2 separate regions of the Homo sapiens genome follow, and region 1 is linked to region 2. A link is a loop called in an ENCODE intact Hi-C map of the cell type or tissue named here. Cell type or tissue: psoas muscle. All regions are shown on one strand. Each heading gives the region's core, and the rest is flanking DNA. Links, peaks and the distances in the headings are about the cores only. Region 1 holds the start of MIR7856 (microRNA 7856). Region 2 holds the start of COL24A1 (collagen type XXIV alpha 1 chain).

Region 1 (10,645 bases), core at 907-8,906, 200 kb before region 2:
TTCTTTTCCAGTAACCTCTGTATTCTATTGATTTTTCATATCTAGGCACATTTCCAAGTTTTTTTGTCAGTAAATTTAGAAAGTTTTAAAAATAATATGTCCTGTGTAAATCTTAATAAGGATGTTCATAATTATTAGTCACTAGCTTTGTGAAATTCCTAAATTTTAGATGGTATTGCATGAAATAAAAAATAATTATTTTATCAACTTTGTTAATACATGAGTTATGTTTTTATAATAATTCTGTAGCACTGGAGTATAAATGTATTCTAATGACTTATAAAATCTATATCTTTTTTGCTAGACTACACTTGCTGCTTTGAAGGATGAAGTTGTATCTGTTGAAAATGAACTCTCAGAATTGCAAGAAGTAGAAAAAAAACAGAAAACCCTTATTGAAATGTATAAAACTCAGGTGACTACTGCATTTATTTTAGTGTTTACTAAAATTGGTAGACAATTTAAAACACTATTTCTTTGTAATCTAAATAAATAGAACTGAAGAGAGGTGGGGCTATCATTGTGGGTTATAATATGGTGTGTCTCAAATATTTCTTAAGGTCCCACACATCTTTATAAATAGATGATTCTGCTGATTCCTGATTCAAACACTGCATATGGATATACTGGATATTCCTAAAAGTAGATTTAAAATGAATTACATCGGTATAATGTGACCCTTAATGTATTCTTGTTAATCTTGGTTATATTTGTTTGTCATCATGTGTATTTAATGGTATTGATTTAGATTAATGACTCCCTTCTAGGGTCATTAAAGTTCATTATGCCTCCTTTCTCAAGAAATAAAGTATAATTCAGATTATTCACATGAAAGACCAAGAAAAGAACATATGACAATATATATGAAATAGACCATGTGTTCAATGGTAATTTATAGAAAACCTTTATTTTTTTGGAAATGTAGTATTCAAGAAAAAACTTCATAAGATGGGACTTATGCAGGTCCTTGCATGATGGTTAACACACTGGTCAGAGAGAGTTTGAATTAAAGAATAATGAACTGGCTGGGTGTAGTGGCGTACACCTGTAATCCACTGGGAGGCTGAGGTGGGCGGATCATTTGAAGTCAGGAGTTCGAGACTAGCCTGGCCACCATGGTGAAACCCTGTCTCTACTAAAAATACAAAAATTAGCCAGGTGTGGTGACATGCACCTGTAGTCTCAGCTATTCAGGAGGCTGAGGCAGGAGAATTGCTTGAATCCAGGAGGTGGAGGTTGCAGTGAGCCGAGACTGCACCAATGTGCTCCCAGCCTGGGCAACAGAGCAAGACTCCATCTCAAAAAAAAAAAAAAAAAAAAAGAATGAACTAAGGATGAAAGCTTAAGGGGGCCAAAGTGTGGGCAAGTAGGAAGGGGCTGCATCTCGATGGATTAGATGGGAAAATTAAGTTGAGACATCCAGTTAGAATATTTCAGTCATCCAGGTCTGAGGTAGGAATGGAGGTTGTGGTGGACTGTGGGACTTGTTATTCATCAGGGTCTTCCAGCTGGTTATTTGGGTTTAATCCCTCAGCAGGAATACTGTGGTTGAGTGACCATATTCTGGGTGCAGGGCCTAGAATTTTTTTTTTTTTTTTTAGCAGATTTTGATTTGGTGGGAAAAATAATTTAAATGGAAGCTAGTTTGGACCAGAGACTGATTCTTTGAAGTGACATTGATCTGCAAATGAAAATCTTTGTAGTCTTCAAAGCTCAAGTGGAGAGTTTAGAAGTATTGATGAGAGAAGACAGGTAAATCAGACAAAGATTGTGGGTTAGAGTAGAGCACTGAGTGATTCCATATTTAAAGAAGTAATAACATTAGATGAACCAGTCAAGGATATTGATAGGAAAATAATGACTTGTTTAAAATGAAATTTTAAATTTTAGATTTTTATCTCATGTTATGATTCTAAAAATAATATGTTTCTCTAATACTTTATTTTCAGGTACAAAAGTTGCAAGAAGCAGCTGAAATAGTAAAAAGCAGATGTGAAAATTTGCTACATAAAAATAACCAAATAACAAAAACCAAAAATAAAAATGTAGAGAAGGTACGTTTGGAATTTCAAATAAATAATATTTTATATATTTTTTACTTTATGAATAGTACACAAATTCATTCATTTTGGTCATTTTCTCTAGTTCATACTTAGGAAAGGGCTAGTCTTAGCCTCTGTAAGAGTTTGTTTTCCAAGGAAATAATGTTTCTTCCAGGCTGGAAATGTTGTTTGTTTATGTGAATGTTTTTTCACTTTTTTGTTAATATTTGGAAAATAGCATAAATGTTTAATTTTTCTGATGCAAGAGCAGACTTTAAATAGCTCAAAAAATGGTTATCAATCATAAGTATACAAACCTAAGTATCTCTCATTTTTAATCTCACCCTTTTTTTCTGGTTATAAATGTTTTACGTCTACAAAAGCAAAGCCAATATCTGCTAAATGCATTTTTGAAGAAAAATAATATCTTTTAAAAAACGATCATTTCCTTTTATTTGTTCTATTGCAACAGAATGAAGGGAAGGCCAGTGTTGGCGAGTTATGATGTTTTTGTGAATATTTTAAAATTTTTAAATGAAACCGCATCTCTGTTTGGTTTTTTGTGTTGTTTTGGTAAAGAAGCAGTGAAAGTTGTAGGATGCTGACTCCTGGCAGCAGAGGTCATGCGATGTTAGTGGTCGCTTCCATCTGAATCTAATAAGGTTACTCTCTCTGGGTTGCTCCCTATCTTAGGATTGAGAAGTCAGAGCAAGGCAATAATGTGAAGAAGAGGTCAGCCAGAGCAAGCGTCCTCCAGTTATACAGACATAAAGATAGCTCACTGAATGCACAACTTACTGCTTTCATGGAATTACTTTTCACCTATTTTTAGCAGGCCAGCGAATAAACCATTTCATGTCTTTTGGTCTCATTTTCTCATGAAACATACCAGTGCAAATGTCTCCTTTTCTGCTAGGCAGCACTGTAAATAAAAGCATATTTTACAATCCTGTTCAAATGACGGAAAGGGTTGGAGCCTGTCTTTTTCAGATACTGTGAGGTCACAATGTTTTCTAACTAGTATTTAACAAGACAACTATTTTTTTAATGAAATTTTTCTTTTTCTTACTTCACTGTTTTAAGTCTCCTGGTTTTCTCATGGCCTCTAAGATGTTTTAAGGACACTGAGGGATCCTTTGTTCTGGATCCCTCAGTGTCCTTAAAACAGACATTTTTCAGTCTGTTTTTTTTTTTTCCTGTTTTACTTTATATACCATCAGAATATGGATCATGTGTATCCTGTTAGTAGCCACATAGCCTTCTCCTAGCTCAATGCCTAGCACGTAGTAAGCACTCAATATTTTTTTAATTAATGAAATTTTTTTTAAAGGAGCAGTCCAAGGATGGCGACAAGTCTTTTTTCTTTTACTTTCAAGACAGTTTTAGGAAGCATTCCCTGTCTGTCTTCCAAATATAATCTGGATTTTAATTTTGCAAAAAAAAAAAAATACTGCATTATCTTTCCTGATCAAGAATGCCAGATACTACACAGAAACTATTAGGTGTTCCTGTCTCAGGGAAAGAGTCTGGCTATTTTTTGTAATTAGCAGTGCAAACATTTCTTAAGGTTGCTGCTTTTCACATCTCCACGAAAGTGCTGCAGCGAGGAACTGCAGTAGCCAAAACAGATTAATGTAGATGAAATTAGAGAGATTTGTTGATAGTAACATTAATGGCCAAATTAAAGGCAAGTGAGAACTGATGATACTAGCAATTTTTAAATAATATACAGTAAACCCTATCAGTTTTGGCTAAGATGAGTGAAGCAAGCTGCTCTAATTTAAGTAAGTATCTGAGTTATAAGATTGAATGACTAAAAGTGACAATTCCTTTAGAACCTATAGCTGGGCAGTAGACAATTACGGCTTTATTAGTAATGGTTATTAGTGATAATCTATGCTTGAATATAATGTCAGGATTTTAAAAATTTGCTCTTAAAAATTAGTTAAACATCCACCCTGTCAGCTAATTTACCCTATTTATGTGCTCAACAAACTTTTTGAAAACTAAAGTCTACCCCACTTTTTAGTTATACATTCTTATTTAACAGAGTTTAATATTTATTCAGTTGTGTTCTTATTTAAAGCCATTATACCTAAAATACTTACGTTATAAGCATATCTAGTATTTAAGATAATAAAAATATTAATGCTGAATGTGTGATCTTGCACTTATTTCCCTACTGCCACAACTCAGATGAGAGGCCAGATGGAGTCTCATCTGAAGGAGTTAGAGCGTGTCTGCGATTCCTTGACGGCGGCGGAACGGAGGCTTCACGAGTGTCAGGAGAGTCTGCAGTGCTGCAAGGGGAAGTGTGCAGACCAGGAACACACCATTAGGGAGCTTCAGGGCCAGGTGTCCAGCCGTCCTTCTGAGTTTTGCTAGATGCGTTAAAAGAATGCTTTGGAATGATTTCACCAGTTGAGGGCACTCATGTCAGGGCTTGATTTTTAAATTCCCATCTACTTAGTTCGTAAAACATCATTTTCATGCAGATACTATAATACAGTTTTGCAAGCTATTCTTTTAGTATTTTATGGTGAAAAATTGGTAATTAAAATTCTTATTTTAGTTTATTCATGCAAATCTATAGACATTTGAAGACATGGTAATAGAATGAGAGAAGGAGCAAAGTTATACTTACATATATGTTCCTTGATGTAAGGATAAGGTAAATTATTGAAACTTACATTACAAAAATTGAATTTATTTTAATTAGAATTGTACGTCAAGTTTTTTGGGATATTTTTCAGTCTGTTTCTTTTTCCTGTTTTACTTTTTATACCATCAGAATATGGATCATGTGTATCCTGTTAGTAGCCACATAGCCTTCTCCTAGCTCAATGCCTAGCACATAGTAAGCACTCAATATTTTTTTAATTAATGAAATTTTTTTTAAAGGAGCAGTCCAAAGATGGTGACAAGTCTTTTTTCTTTTACTTTCAAGGCAGTTTTAGGAAGCATTCCCTGTCTATCTTCCAAATATGATCTGGATTTTAATTTTGCAAAAAAAAATACTGCATTTTCTCACTTAAAAAGTAGGAGCTAAATGATGAGAACACGTGGACACATGGAGAAGAACAACACACAGTGGGGCCTTTCAGAGGGTGGAGAGTGGGAAGAGGGAGAGGATCAGAAAAAATAACTAACAGGTACTAGGCTTAATACTTGATTGATGAAATAATCTGTACAACAAACCCCCATGACACAAGCTGACCTGTGTAACAAACCTGCATTTGTACCCCTGAACTTAAAAGTTAGATAAAAATATGCAGACAAAATTTTAGTTTAAATTCCTGAGAAGAGATTTTTCTAGTAAAATGTCAAACGACATAGATTAGCCTAAATTACTAATTGAAATTATGAGAAAAAAATTTTTTCCTTGAATCAAAGCTTCTTACATTATTTAGAGCAGATTTTGAAGCAGTGGGAAGAATATTCTGTCTTGGCATGGGTGAGTGTGTCTTTGGTTGATTTGTTCACTTTGCTTCTCAAAAAAATATGTATTTTATTTACAGTTTCGACTTCACAGATACTCAATTATTAATCAGTATTTTTAGGTGAAACAGAAAACCATAAGAGAAACCCTAGGTATCCAAAAATAGGAGATTAATACTGCTTAAAATTTTCCTATTTCAACTTAACAAAATAAATATCTTTCTTCAATAAGGTGTTGTTCAAAGTGTTTTAATAGCCATCATCCTGAATTTTTTTTAGTTGGTTATTTTCCAATACAGGCAACATAACTTCTTTAAATTTAACCAGGAATTTAAAACTTCCATTTTAACAATATAACATTTTCTTGGTGTCTTTCTGTGTAAGAGTAGTAACATTTATACCTTCTCGTTGCTTGTGGTTGTTCTAACAATAAATTATATGGATTTCTTTGGAAGTTGATTGTGAAGAAAATGACTAAGAAAACTTTTTTTTTTCTTTTAGGTTGATGGAAATCACAATCTTCTGACAAAGCTTTCTCTGGAAGAGGAAAACTGTCTTATTCAGCTGAAGTGTGAAAACCTTCAACAGTAAGTATTAAATTACTTAACATTGCTGCTGCATATTTCTCTGCACATTAACATTTTAAAATATATGTTTTCTGTAAAAAGAAAATTAGAACAGATGGACGCAGAAAATAAAGAGCTTGAGAAGAAGCTGGCAAACCAAGAAGAATGTCTTAAGCACAGCAATCTTAAGTTTAAAGAGAAATCTGCAGAGTATACAGCATTGGCCAGACAACTGGAAGCTGCTTTAGAAGAAGGAAGACAAAAGGTATGCATGGCCTTTATTTAGAAACTTTTTAATTCATTTACCAAAGAGTCATCTTTTTAAACATCTTGCAACCTGTAGTTATTGTTTTTGTCCTGATGACAGGGTGAAGGGAGCAATTACATTTTTCTTCTTTAACTATCTTCCTTTTCAAGCAAAACAGATACATTGCTAGGCTAGAGCTACTTCACTAGATAAATGGTAATGTGGCTGGGGAAAGGGCAGAGATGGAAAACACTTTGAAGACATAATCTCCTCCTGTACCTTTTTTATATACAACCAAATTGAATGTGCAAATAATTGAAAATTTTTGTTTTGATCAGGATTCAGTGAGCTGTAAAGTTCAAGTCCCTTTTGACAAATATTGTTGCATAGATAAATACATACAATATTAAATTTCAGTTACATCCATTAGGTTAGCATTCAACGAATACTTCAGTATCAGGCAATCTGCTAGTGCTTGAGATGCAAAGATGAATAAGACCTGGCCTTAGCTCTCAGCACTCTCATAGTCTGGTGTAGGGTTCAGCCTAAGTGCATTTTGGAAATGCCAGGTATGCTCTCAGATTCCTTCCTGAAAGGAAGAGTTCAGAGTCCCAGAGGTATGTCTGCCCTCTCCTTTCTCTCCTGCTACAGTGGAATATGGGGCTATCTGTAGTTTCTGCCCACGTGAGAGTGCCATCACTGCCCTGTTACCATTGCCCACACTGAGGGGACGGCGCCAAGGGCGTCAATGTTTGTCCTAAAGGCCCTTTCTCCCATAGCTTCAGCTCACACTGGCATCTCTCATGCATAATTGTGCTTGGAATATGTACAGAAGAAATCTTTATAATAACTTAGAACCGAGTTCATAGGAATTAGGTTGGAGGACAGTCCTTTCCACTAGCTCCTTGTTCCTGGATCAGTCCCTGCCTCTACTCTCATTCTTGTGGCTCCAACCCAGCATTCTTACAAATAGGCTTCCTTAGAAGGAAACATATCTGATTCCTTAGATGAACATAACTAAGCTAGACTTCCTGCTAAAATAAGTAACCAGAGAAATATGAAAATTCAAATTCAGACCAGTTTGGAAGTGAATGAATGAAGAACCAGTCTCTGTGTTTGTGTGTGTGTGTTTGTAGGAAGTGTGTATACCAATTCCTGCTCCCAATTCTATTAATCCAAGTGTATAATGAGTATTTAACAAGAAATTTCTATGTTCCATCACTGCTCTTAACACCCTGGTGAATATAAATGCTATAAAAATGGTAATTGGTCTCAGTCTGTTTTTAAAATATACTGTTGGAGAAAACACCTACCTAAGTCACGGAGCAGTGAAAATGTATACATCTCTTCCATCTCAAGCCAATTTTGCAGATATTTAGTGCTGCGAAGATAAGTATAGTATATACTTACGCTATATATGCTTCTTCAAGATAGAACATCTTTAAACTTGGATATAACATACAAGTAATATCTGTTTAGAAAAAAGGTACAATATAACTGTCAAGGCTTTAAATCATATTTTAAAGAAAGCACTTTATTTTACTCTTTTGATAAAAATTACAGGTTGCTGAAGAAATAGAGAAAATGTCATCTAGAGAGAGTGCTTTACAAATTAAAATATTAGATCTGGAAACTGAGCTTAGAAAGAAAAATGAAGAACAAAATCAACTTGTTTGCAAAATGAACAGTGTAAGTATTAGCATGGCTTAACATATTATAAAAGATAACATTTAACATTCTTACCATGTAGAAAATACAAAGTGAGTGAATCAAGTCTATTGTTTTACTGATAATATTAAAAATAACAAGCAATATAAGACATAACAAATAAAAATGTTATGATATGCCAAATAATTTATTATTCTGCCTCTTTGGATGGCATGTATTGCATTGCCATCAAATCTCATCAGGCACTTTCCCTACATATTACTTTTGCAATGACATCTGCTTAATGAAAATTACAGATATAATCTACTTGATTTCATCCTGATATGAATTTTTCATTTTTTAAAGATAAACACAGTGTAAACTATTATTACAAGTGAGTTTTATATCTGTCTTGAATAATGAATATTTTGTTTTAGAAAGTTATAATTTTGTAGTAAACATTCAGTATTGTTAGATATACATGTGAGATGGATGCTTTAGTCCACTCAGCCATGAAATGAAAATACCAAAGTGACTGTGCTTAATTAGTCTTCTGTTTTTTTTCCTGAATACTCATGAAACAGTCAATTGGCATAGAATATTCTGAAAGCTAGCATTACTCATGATTAAATTACGTAATAACTGTCTACTAGATAATGACATAGAGAATAATGATACTGTGTTTTTTCCAGGATCCAGAGACTCCATGAAATCTATTTTTTTAATTCCCAAGTGTCTAAAAAGTTGAAAACCTAAAAGATTCAAGAGTTAAATGATTTTTGGCATGCACAATTTGATTTTATTGCCATCAAAAGTTTCATGACAACTTAGTCAGAACAAAACGTCGATCACCTTTAATTTAGCACAGGCCTTCCATTTATTTCTAAACTTTTTTTTAACTCACCATTTGACTTTCTGATATTGTAAAATGTGTGTGCTGTTTTTTTGTGTAATTGAAGCCTCTGAAAAAATAAATGAGGTGGGTTTTGCTGTAATGTCCCTAGTACTTGGCTAAAGCTAGTAAAATAAATAGATCCCATTCACAATTGCCACAAAGAGAATAAAATACCTAGGAATCCAAATTACAAGGAATGTGAAGGACCTCTTCAAGGAGAACTACAAACCACTGCTTAAGGAAATAAGAGAGGACACAAACAAATGGAAAACATTCCATGCTTATGAATAAGATGAAACAAGATCATGAAAATGGCTATACTCCCCAAAGTAATTTATAGATTCAGTGCTATCCCCATCAAGCTACCATTGACTTTCTTCACAGAATTAGAAAAAACTACTTCAAATTTCATATGGAACCAAAAAAGAGCTCACATAACCAAGACAATCCTAAGCAAAAAGAACAAAGCTGTAGGCATCACGCTACCTGACTTCAAACTATACTACAAGGCTACAGTAACCAAAATAGCATGGTACTGGTGCCAAAACAGATATATAGACCAATGGAACAGAACAGAGGCCTCAGAAATAACTCCACACATCTACAACCATCTGCTGTTTGACATACCTGAGAAAAACAAGAAATGGGGAAAGGATTCCCTATTTAATAAATGGTGTTGGGAAAACTGGCTAGCCATATGCAGAAAACTGAAACTGGATCCCTTCCTTACACCTTATACAAAAATTAACTCAAGATGGATTAAAGACTTAAGTGTAAGACCTAAAACCATAAAAACCCTAGAGGAAAACCTAGGCAATACCATTCAGGACATAGGCATGGACGAATACTTCATGACTAAAACACCAAAAGTAATGGCAATAAAAGCCAAGATTGACAAATGGGATCTAATTAAACTAAAGAGCTTCTGCACAGCAAAAGAAACTATCATCAGAGTGAACAGGAACCGACAGAATGGGAGAAAATTTTTGCAATCTATCCATCTGACAAAGGGCCAATATCCAGAATCTACAAAGAACTTAAACAAATTTACAAGAAAAAAAACCCCATCAAAAAGTGTGCAAAGAATATGAACAGACACTTCTCAAGAGAAGACATTTAGTCAGCCAAAAAACATATGAAAAAAAGCTCATCACTGGTCATTCAGAGAAATGCAAATCAAAACTACAGTGAGATACCATGTCACACCAATTAGAATGGTGATCATTAAAAAGACAGGAAACAACAGATGCTGGAGAGGATGTGGAGAAATAGGATGCTTTTACACTGTTGGTGGGAGTGTAAATTAGTTCAACCACTGCGGAAGACAGTGTGGCGATTCCTCAAGGATCTAGAACCAGAAATACCATTTGACCCAGCAATCCCATTACTGGGTATATACCCAAAGGACTATAAATCATGCTGCTATAGAGACACATGCACACGTATATTTATTGTGGCACTATTCACAATAGCAAAGACTTGGAGCCAACCCAAATGCCCATCAATGATAGACTGAATAAAGAAAATGTGGCACATACACCATGGAATACTATGCAGCCATAAAAAAGGATGAGTTCATGTCCTTTGCAGGGACATGGATGAAGCTGGAAACCATCATTCTCAGCAAACTAACACAAGAACAGAAAACCAAACACCGCATGTTCTCACTCATAAGTGGGAGTTGAACAATGAGAATACATGGATACAGGGCAGGGAACATCACACACCAGGGCCTGTCAGGGCGTGGGGGGCTAGGGGAGGGATAACATTAGAAATTCCTAATGTAGATGACGGGTTGATGAGTGCAGCA
Region 2 (10,645 bases), core at 1,029-9,028:
TCATGCTGCTATAAAGACACATGCACACGTTTGTTTATTGTGGTACTATTCACAATAGCAAAGACTTGGAACGAACCCAAATGTCTATCAATGATAGGCTGGATTAAGGAAATGTGGCACATGTACACCATGGAATACTATGCAGCCATAAAAAATGATGAGTTCATGTCCTTTGTAGGGACATGGATGAAGCTGGAAACTATCATTCTCAGCAAACTATCGCAAGGACAAAAAACCAAACACTGCATGTTCTCACTCATAGGTGGGAATTGAAAAATGAGAACACTGGGACACAGGAAGGGGAACATCATACACTGGGGCCTGTTGTGGGGTGGGGGATGGGGGAAGGATAGCATTAGGAGATATACCTAATGTTAATGATGACTTAATGGGTGCAGCACACCAACATGGCACATGTATACATTTGTAACAAACCTGCACGTTGTGCACATGTACCCTAGAACTTAAAGTATAATAATATATATATATATATAAATCTTCACATATTAAAGATCTTGACATTCTACAAAAATAATTAATAAAATCTGAACTGTTTAAAAATGGTCAAGGTCATGAAATAACCAACCATTCAAGTTTGCCTGGGACTGAGTGGGGTTCCCAAAACATAGAACTTTCAGTGCCAAAAGCAGGAAAGTTGGGCAAATAGTGATGGGTTTGTCACTCCGCCTTGGAAACTTTTCCAGATCAAAGGAGACTAAATGCAACTAAATACACGATGTGATCCTGAAGCAGGAAAAAGAAGGGGGAGTTTCCTATGAGAAACAGAAATAATTTATGAAATTTGAATAGCTCCATACATTAAATAATAGTGCTGTGTAAGTATTAGTTTCCTAATTTTGATCATTGAGCTGTGGTTGTGGAAAAGAATATCCTTATTTTTGGGAAATACACACAGATGGTGTATACTGAAGGGGTTAATCAGCATAATGCCTGCAGATTACTCTCAAACATTTCGGGGAGAAAGAGAAAGAGGGAGAATATAATAACATCAATGTGGTAAAATCTTAACATTGCTGAATATAGGGGAAAGGGCATACAGAAATTTTTCACACTGTTTTGGTATAAATTTGAAATTATTTCAACATAAAAGTTTATTAAAGATGTTAATTGTCTGCCATGTACTACAAATAAATTAGGTTCTCTGTTAAAGTTGGTAGCATTTTTATGCTACCTCAGTTTGTCATTTGTCTTTTCATTTGTTTATATTGTGTGAGATTTTTGTTTCTTTATTTTATGACTTGGAAATTTTAAATTGCACTGCATTCAGCTTTGTCTTTCTGAGAGACTGCATATCTTCCAGAGCAGGGATGAATCTGCTTGATGATTTTCATCCCCAGTTTTTAGCAAAGTGTCTGGAACCTATTGCTGTCCCATAAATATTAGATAAATTAGTAAATATAAATAATCTTTTTGGTTTTGTCATGTGCTTTTATTCTTAAAAGAGACTTCCTCACCTCTAAAGAAGAAATTTTTACATATATTTATTTCTAAATCTTTACAGAATTTAATATTTTTGTAGCCCATTAATGTATATGGAGTTTCCTTTGGTATACAGCATGAGGTAGTGATAACTTTTTCCTCCTCAAGATGAATTGTTTCAGCACTATTTGTAAAGCAGGTCTTCCTTTCTATATAGTTTTGAAATACCACCTTCATTACATACTGAATCTTATATCCTTATAAGGAGAGAGAGAGTGAGTGAGAGAGAGAGAGAGAGAGAGAGAGAAATTATTGAGAGCATGGACTTCATCGAGAGCCAGTCTGAATTGGTTTAAATATTGATGATCAGGCCAGGTATGGTGGCTCACTCTTTGCTTTTAATCCCAGCACTTTGGGAGGCTGAGGCGGGTGGATCACTTGAGATCAGGAGTTCAAGACCAGCCTGGCCAACATGGCAAAACCCCATCTCTACCAAAAAATACAAAAAAATTAGCCAGGCATGGTGGTGCACACCTGTAGTCCCAGCTACTCAGGAGGCTGAGGTGGGAGAATTGCTTGAACCCAGGAGGTGGAGGTTGAAGTGAACCGAGATCCTGTCACTGCCTTCCAGCCTGGGCAACAGAGTAAGACTCCATCTCAAAAATAAAACAAAAAAGAAAGAAAAAGAAAAATTCAGTTTTATAATCTCAGGCTATTTAATCCTTTATTTTCTTCTCTTTATAAGGAAGATAAATAATATCTAATTTAATAGAATTTTAAGGGATAAAATAAGTTTATAATAAGCAGAATAAATACTGATGCATAGTAAGCATTATGAAGTATTTGCTATATTGTTTTTGAGCCCCTATACTATTATTTAAATAATGTTATATGCCTCTTGTTCTATCTCCTTTAGTTCTGTACTGTTTCCTTTCACTTTCTGGAGTCTAAGTTTATATCTTTGGTGCTCTATTCTCTGTTTTGATAGTCTCTTCTTTAAAAATAGACTCTACTGTCAAGGCTTCAAATACCATTTTGTGCAGATGATGAAGAAATCTAACACTCTAGTTCTGGCCTCTCTCCTGAACTCTCTCTCTTCTGCTCTATTGAATAGCTCCAAAAGAATGTCTTACCATGGTTTTAAACATAATATAATATGTCTCAGTGTGAATTAGTTTTCTGACCCTTTGACATTGGCCAATATCATAATTTCTTTATCATTCAGGCTTTCAATTTCATCTATGCCTTCTCCCTTCCCAATCTAACCAGTTATCAGATATTGATTTATTTTAGTAATGATTTTCTTATTTAGCTTTCCTACCATTCCGATTATAGTCGGAACCTATCTCAACATCTACACCTAACTTATCCCCTTTTCAATCCTGGCATCTGATGCTGACTCATCTTAAAATGGGAGTATGGAGAAATCGAAAGTCTAATAGTTTTTTATTGGCTGTAGGCATAAATCTTAAGCAGTAGGATTTAAACTCCATAAAGGGAAGGATTTTCATGTATTTTGTCCACTGCTGTAACTCAGTGCCCAGAAGAATTCTAGGCACATAGTTGGTAATATGATAAATGAACCCTTATCCTGACATTCAGGGATTTTCATAGTTTGCCTTCAACCTCTCTTCCAATGCACAAACGTCTAATCCAGTCTGATGAGTCTGTTCCATTCCTCTGGATATAATTTAGATATACTCTTCTTGGTTCATTTGCTGTTAGTCATCTACTCTCCACTTCCAATCATACCACCTTTCTCCTCTCTATCTTTGTAAATCCTTTTTGCTTTTCATGGACCAGCTAAGTCACAAGGTGTCTGCTTAATCTGTCTTGATCAATTGATCTATGCTAATCTCCATCATCCTATAATGTCTATAGCAGTTAAAACTTATATTGTTTATCTTTTACTGGACAAATGCCTCCTCTCCCCAAATAAAGTACTCTGTCTGAAGGTATGTGTGCTCTTTGGAATCTTCTGCATGATAAAGGTTCCACTAACTCTAACTAGCAACTGTCATCTTCTTATACTCAACCTGAAATACATTTTAAAAACTTCATTTCCTACAGCATTCTATTCTTCAGACTCAATATTGCAAACAGAAAAAAAGACTTTATTCCTGAAGTGTATCTGATGGAAAAATGGAGACAGAGATTGAGTTACTTAAGTCTACTCAATTTTCATCTATTGTTCTTTCCATCAAACCAAATTAGCTGTCCTTCTTTAGCTGACTAGTAGGAAAAAGCAGAAAAAACAGAAATTAAGGGCATTTAAGAACGGCTGCCTTCCCTCAGTCCTGGATTTCTAGGAATATTTCAGAAATCTGTGGTTATTTGTTACAAAAACTGGGGGAAGATTTTACAATGGCAAATCCTGTGAGATGAGCACCTTAACTAAGTGATCAAAGTGAATATCACTAGTAGGTGACATATTAACATCATGTACACCTGAGATTGATGCCCCGAGAAGGGCACACTATCACTTCAATGTTATTTATGACCAAAATACACAACCTGCACCCAATCATGAGACTATGTCACACAAATCCAGATTGAGGAACCCTCCACAAAATGACTGCTCAGTGCATTTCAAAAGTGTTGAGTTCGTGAAAGACAAAGGAAGACAGGACTGCCACAGATGGGAGGAGACTAAGGAAACCTAATAATTCAGTTAATCACTGTGTTAGTTTATTAAACACAGTGTAGGATCCTGAGTAAAATCCTGGACCAGACAAAGGTCATTAATGGGAAAACTGACAATATTTAATAAGATGTATAGATTGGTTATTAGCATTATATTGGTGTTGATTATCCAGGGATTTTATTTTTTATTTTTTATTATTATTTTTTTTTTGAGTTGGAGTCTCACTCTGTTCCTAGGCTGGAGTGCAGTGGCGTGATCTCAGCTCACTGCAACTTCTGCCTCCCTGGTTCAAGCGATTCTCCTGCCTTAGCCTCCTGAGTAGCTGGGATCATAGGCGTGCACCATCAAGCCTGGCTAATTTTTGTATTTTTAGTAGAGACAGGGTTTCACCATGTTGACCAGGCTGGTCTCGAACTCCTGATCTCAGGTTATCTGCCCGCCTTGGCCTGCCGTGCTGGAATTACAGGCATGAGCCACCACACCCAGCCCAATTGTCCAGTTTTGATAACTGTAATTTGGTTATGTAAGTTGTTAACATTAGGGGAAGCTGAGGGAAGTATATATAGGAACTCTGTACTATTGTGCAACTTTCTATAATCTAAAATTATTTCAAAATAAACAGTCAAAAAATTGAGGGGGGCATAATGAATTTCTATATTCTTGCATTTAAAAAATTACCAAGCTTGAGAGTCACATCAATCATTGTCATTCACCAATATGATCACTTTAACCTTTATAATGTGTGTGTAATGTGGGATCCCTTTCAGCATGTGGAAGGGTCATTAGCTCTGGAAGGCACACAGGCTAGACAAGAAAAATTTGGAGCAATGATTCTCAGTGATATGCAGCATTCATTCAACAGATATGCCAGGTAGGTGCTAAGAACACAACTATGAACAACACAATAGATTCCTGGCCTCTTGGAGTTTCCAGTCTTATTAATAAGGAAGATAAAATCAGAACGTTTGTTTTCTGTTTGTTTGTTTGTTTGTTTGTTTGTTTTTGTTTTTGCAAAAATCAGAAGGTGGATTTCTTAGTATAAGGCCATGGGGGCATAGAGACTTGTATCAAAAGAAGAAATTTGCTACAAAAGTTGGAGAAGGTATTCAAATTGTTAAGGTAGTGGTGTGTGCGTGTGAGAGAGAGAGAGACTGTGTGACTGTAGTGTGTGTGGTGTGCTCTTGCTGTGAACCAGTAATACTTGTAGACAGGAAAAGGCAGAAAGGTGAATTACAGGAGAAAAGTCAGTAGAAGGTCGTAAGGGGGACAGACTGAAAGGAAGGAGTAAAGGGAGGAAAGGTAGAAATGAGGACAGTTAAAGTCATTTAATAATACCACGTAGGCCACTGGCCTAACTGCAAAGAAGGCAAGAAGGTCGCAGGGTAATGAAGGCCTCCTCTAAGTGTGATTTCAGAAGATGTGGGTGAAAAGGGTAGAGAAAAAGATTGGGGATGAGAGAGAAGCAAGAGGGAAACATCAAATTGGGGACTGCTGAGATGGGGAATGGAGCATGAACATGGTATGGAAGGAAGGATACTAGCTGCCTATAAGTGGGAAAGGAGACCATCCGGGTCGTACCCAGGCGGAGGCGAGCGCGCCCGGGGTGCGGTGGCCCAGCCCGACCCCGAAGGGCTGGCGAACGGGGGCGCCTGGGCCGGACGCTGGGTCGGGGAAGGTTGCGGGGGCAGAGGGGGAGGTGTGCGCAGTGTTTGGTGATGTCATTGCAAGTCAGTGAGCGGTGAAATTTAACACCGGCCGGATTTGCTTGGCTCCTCTTCTTCCAGGCAAAGCAGCCGGCGGCAGTCAACGCCGAGCGCCTGCAGTTGCCACCGGCCCCCTCGCACCGACTTGATTTCCGAAGTGGGTGTGTGTGCTTGTTTGACAAACGTTCGGGCGCGGGCTGTTTCCAAGGACTTCCTCCCCCACTTCATCTCCTTCCCTACCCCCACCCCTTTCTCCTCCCAGGCCCAAAGCAGAGGACTCCACTGGAGTCACAGAGTCGCCTTTGAACCGCAAGTGAACTTGAGTGCTGCACTAGCAGCCCGGCTCCCGCTGCCGCCGGCGCCCCGAGGCCTCCCAGTGAGGTTTACCTCCTCGCCCGCCCTCCCCGGGGAGCGCAACCCTGGGCTCGTTCGTTACCGAGCCAGAGAGCTAGGAAGCCTGTCCTCCCCTTCGGGTGCTATTTCCTACCTCCTCCCGACTTCACCCCCTCCCCTCCTTTTTTTCTTGTTGCGGGTTTGAAGCATGGTTTTCATGTGATTGTTTTTTCCCTTTTTCATGGACAGTACCTGCACCCTAAGCAGTTCAGAGTTGGCTTCTGTTTTCCGTTAGCGCTTTGCTGCACGGACAAATGCATACAAATGCATTTAAGAGCCCACAGAACAAGGCGTGGAAAAGTCTCCCCCACGGCAAAAACGTAAGTAGCCCACCCGCCGGGTAGGGTAGGGGTTAGACCAACCCCTCTCTCCACCCCCTGGTTCTGCTGAGCCTGATGGAGATCTGAAGTCCGGCTCCTTGGCACTTTTTGGCTTTAGGAGCGGCCGAGTACCCGCGGTATCTTCCCCTTGTCTTCTCAGCTTGCAAAATACCGTGTTTGAAAGGATGCCTCGTGCCAGCAGATCTCAGACAGTTTATGCTAAAGCGATCTTTTGGCTCGAGAGGAAAAGCTCGCTGGCGCGAGTCCCGAGGTCCAGGGCAGCGGCTCCCTAAGCTCCAGAGCTGGGCTCCGACGATCTCTCTGGCTCCAGCTCCCGCCGCCCTCGCGCCCTCCTCCCCTTCTCCTCCCGCAGGGCCCTGTCGAGGTCCTGCTTCCCCGAGGTGCTTCTCAGGGCGTCCAGCCTGGCGATTGCTGTGACGCTAGAGGTCCCCCAGGGTCAGTGTGCGCAGCCTGGACCACTGGACTCAGGCGTGAGGAAGGGTCGCCAGCGGGGGGAAGGGGGTGGCTGCAGAACCTCGGGCGTCGGGGGGTTGTTTTACCCACGGGCTCAGAGGCAATCCCCTCTGGTTAGAAGGCCAACAAACGTTGCCCATCCGAGCCGAGGCTGCGCCCTGATCATTGCCCTGTCACTGGGGAAGTGGCACTCGCGGCGGGGACTGGGGAGGGGAGCAGGACACGGGGGCGGGCCTGCCCCTCCTGCGGAGGTTTTGGGCGGGTCCTGACGGGCACCCCACCTCCCCTTTGGGCGCTGTACCTGCTCCCATGCCTTCCCTGGGAAAAGGGCTCGGACCAGGGGTTGCGCGGCTTTGGCTGGATGCCCTGGTCCCCCTGGAAGAGGTCAGTGGGTTACACAAGTTTGCTTCTGGCCCCTGGGCGAGAAGGGTGAACGCGGCTGTGGAAGTCTTCTGCAGAGAGGCTGCCCCTCAGGAGGCTAGGTGGGAGGAGGGCAAGGAACAGAATTGACCGTGTCAGCTGAGGGCAGGCGGAGGCAGGGTGCGGAGAAAGAGCGCCTTGTGGTCGTGTTTGTATGAACATGTGCTTCCCAGCCGCGTGCAGCCCAGCCTGGCTGGGGCTCGCGCGCGCGCTCTCTTCCGACCCCTGGAAGCCTCGCTGCTGGGCTTCCCAGCTGACCACATGCACCTCCCCGCACACCCCCATCCCCATGCAACAGTGAAGAGGAAACCTCCCAATCTCCTCAACCCCGTGCGGGCAGCGGGGTGCTGGAGGCTGGGGAGTCCCTGGAGCGAGTAGAGGTCAAGCTCTGCGGGTTGCCTTCTCAGAGCGGCTCACGCAGGTCGCATGGGGTTCCCAGGCAGAAGATTTCCCGCCACTGTTCTCGATAAACATCCCTCTGTGTGGACCAGCCTGGAGAGTCGGGGGTTGCAGCCGATCCTGCGGAACTGACAGATCTTCCCGCTGATCAGGGGCGGATGCAGAGAGGCTCTAGCCCTGCCAGCCTGGAGACTCCAGGAGAGGCGGAGTGAGGCCCTCCACTTCTTGCCCAGCCAGCCTCCGCATGCGGCCCTCCTGCAGCTCCTGCCCCGAGGGCTTTCCCTCTGCCACCGCGCGAGGCCCACGCTGGTGACTAACACTCCCCTTGGTAGTTGTGACCAACCACCGGAGTTAAAGCAGATCTGCTCCTGGGTTTTGTCTTGTCTGGTTTACACTTCCCTTCCAGACGCTCCCAGAAAAGGCCCTGCATAAATTCTTGGGCAGTTTGGGGTTTGTAAATTGGGTCCAGATGATTTGGGGGGAGGGAGGCAGAGAAACCAAATAGAATGGATTGCACCGGAGGAACTTCTGAAGAAAAATTATAAAACGTGGAATGGGAAGAGAACCCTTGTGCAGAGACATGGGGATAAGTAGCAGGTTCTGGATGAAGGTGTTTGTCTCCCATGACCACCAGAGGCCTTGCAGCCCTTGGTTATCTCATAATATCCAATTTGTTCTGTTACAGGGGCCACTGGGGATGGGCTGCAGAGAATTAAGGGTAATTCATAATTACATCAGATTACAGAACTCACAGCTCCAACCACACATGCAAACTTGGGAAAGATAGCTAATGATTGGACTGAAAAAATTGTTTCTAGAAAATCCAATTTTCATAAATAATTTGGAATTTTTCCCTTTGAAAAATAATGCCACCAACCCTTCGGAGTTTGAGGCGGGGTGGGGCGGGGGGGCTGGATTTGGAAGAAGTAGCTGATTTATAATGTCAGGCCACTGAATTAAACCTTAGAGTCTCTGATGAAATCCCTGAGTTTTATTTTCCTTTTGTGGTGATGTTTTGTAAGAGAGGGAGCGCTTTTTAAAATCACAGTTCTTATTAGTCACCCAAAAACAGTTCCAGTTTAAAAGTGGATCTTTACGACACTTTCTTTTGTGGGGTCTTTTATATGGGTTGCCTAACGTGAATTTGTAGAATTAATAAAATTAATGAAATCTCAAAGTCAGCTTTAGATACCTTAATTTGACATATTATCAGAAGGTCTCTGAGGCAGGCTATTATGGTAATTAAAGACTTTTATAACCAAAAAGGAATTTTGGAATATAAAGATCTATTTCCTAGATGGCACGAAATTCTATTTTTTAAAGTTGCTTAGTTATATTTGTGTTCAAATAAATTTTTAAAATAAGCTGATGTCTCAGGGAGAGTAAATCTAATTTATGGAAAGTACTTTTGAGTGTCATTTAGACATTCTACTTGGTAATTTGTGAACGGCAGAATAAAAGTAAATGTTATTATGGGAATTAGAATAGCTGTGCTAGTTTCCTTGCCATGCCTTCCAACTATGACTTATTTTAGAATTTGTAACTCTAATGAGAAGTAAAGACAATTTTATTTTCATTCTCATAAAAGGCTAACATTATTCTGTCATTCATTTATTCATCATTCATTAACGTATTTATTCAACACATGTTTACTGAGCTCCAACTATGGGCCCAGTGTGGTTCTAGGCAGCAGAGATACAATGATTGAGTATGACAGATCCACAGTTGCTGCTCTCCAGTCTAATAAAGGAAATAGCAAATGAAACAACCAAGTATAACGAAATGAGAGGAGGATATATACATGAGGGGCACCTAGCAGTCTTGGGTGGGTGGGTAGGGGAGGAAAGGATAATACTGGAAGGAAAAGGTAACCAAAGGAAATGAAATCTAGACTGAGACCTTACTGAAAAGAACATGAAATTTACCAGACAGAAGGAACAATAAAAAGCTCAGAAGTGAGACAGCACAGTGCATTTGAGGGCCTGAAAGAAATGAAGTTGGTTGGAGTACACATTCTAGGGAAGCAGTGACTGGAGCTGGAGCTGGAGAGATAAACAGAGACCAGATTTGGAAAGGCCTTTAAACCATGTTTAACAAGCAGAGGTTGGGGAGACTTGACTTTTCTTGATTTTGGGATGAGTGTATAGGTAGAAGATGCTAGATAAGTTATGTATTTGTTGAAACTCAAGACCACCTGATACTTTCATTGACTGAAGATTATCTGATTCATTAGTTCACTTGAAAATCTTTATCTAACACTAGTATGTGCCAGGAACTTTACTAAGCTAGGCAATAGTTTAACATTCTCTGTGGTATTACTAGGACAGACTAGTTTAGATGTATTTTTCTTCCCTCCTACTGACTGGACTCTAGACACTTTGATTAAATGAAGTTCTTAAGCATTTATCTCCCTTGCACTGCATGAATTGCTTGAATGCTTAGAATTTAACCAAAAGCTCTACAGGTTGAGTACTGCTCATCTAAAATGCCTGAGACCAGAAGTGTTTGGGATTTTGAATTTTTTTGGATTTTGGAATATTTGCATATATATAATGAGATATCTTGGGGATGGGACCCAAGTCAAAACATGAAATTCACTTATGTATCATATATACCTTATACACATAGACTGAAGTTAATTTTATATAATATTTTTAGTAATTTTGTGCATGAAATGAAGTTTTGACTGTGACCCATAAAGTCAGGTGTAAAATGATTCCAGTATGGCATCATTTCAGCCCTCAAAACCTTTCAGATTTTGGAGCATTTAGGACTTTGGATTTTTAGATTGGGGGTGCTCAACCTGTAGTATGCTTCATGCTGGTTTAGCTATATAACTACCACCTGAGTTG

What was found. A loop is a pair of places that touch in the nucleus more often than their neighbours do. Peaks named below come from ENCODE experiments on the same cell type or tissue, not always from the same donor. Only the 100,000 strongest peaks of a DNase experiment are listed, where the experiment ranks them.
Region 1: a loop joins it to region 2, with 2.5 times the contacts of the local background. A loop is called at or near these places in 3 of 110 quality-filtered maps.

Annotation. Positions count from the first base shown.
Region 1 is chr1:86,350,196-86,360,840 of GRCh38, reverse strand. It overlaps ODF2L (outer dense fiber of sperm tails 2 like), which reads left to right. Exons shown (of 17, transcript NM_001366781.1): 11 at 305-415; 12 at 1,950-2,054; 13 at 4,239-4,397; 14 at 5,982-6,067; 15 at 6,149-6,311; 16 at 7,857-7,982. It overlaps MIR7856 (microRNA 7856), which reads left to right and starts at 3,154; the gene lies at 3,154-3,209. In psoas muscle, for the core only: a CTCF peak has its summit at 4,462 (motif pointing right); no DNase peak of the experiment used is centred there.
Region 2 is chr1:86,152,196-86,162,840 of GRCh38, reverse strand. COL24A1 (collagen type XXIV alpha 1 chain) reads left to right here and starts at 6,069. Exons shown (of 60, transcript NM_152890.7): 1 at 6,069-6,500. The coding sequence starts at 6,445. RefSeq lists a cis regulatory region at 9,858 and an enhancer at 9,774-9,943. In psoas muscle, for the core only: no CTCF peak of the experiment used is centred there; DNase peaks (open chromatin) are centred at 5,900, 6,140 and 6,860; H3K4me3 peaks cover 2,697 bases; H3K27ac peaks cover 1,832 bases.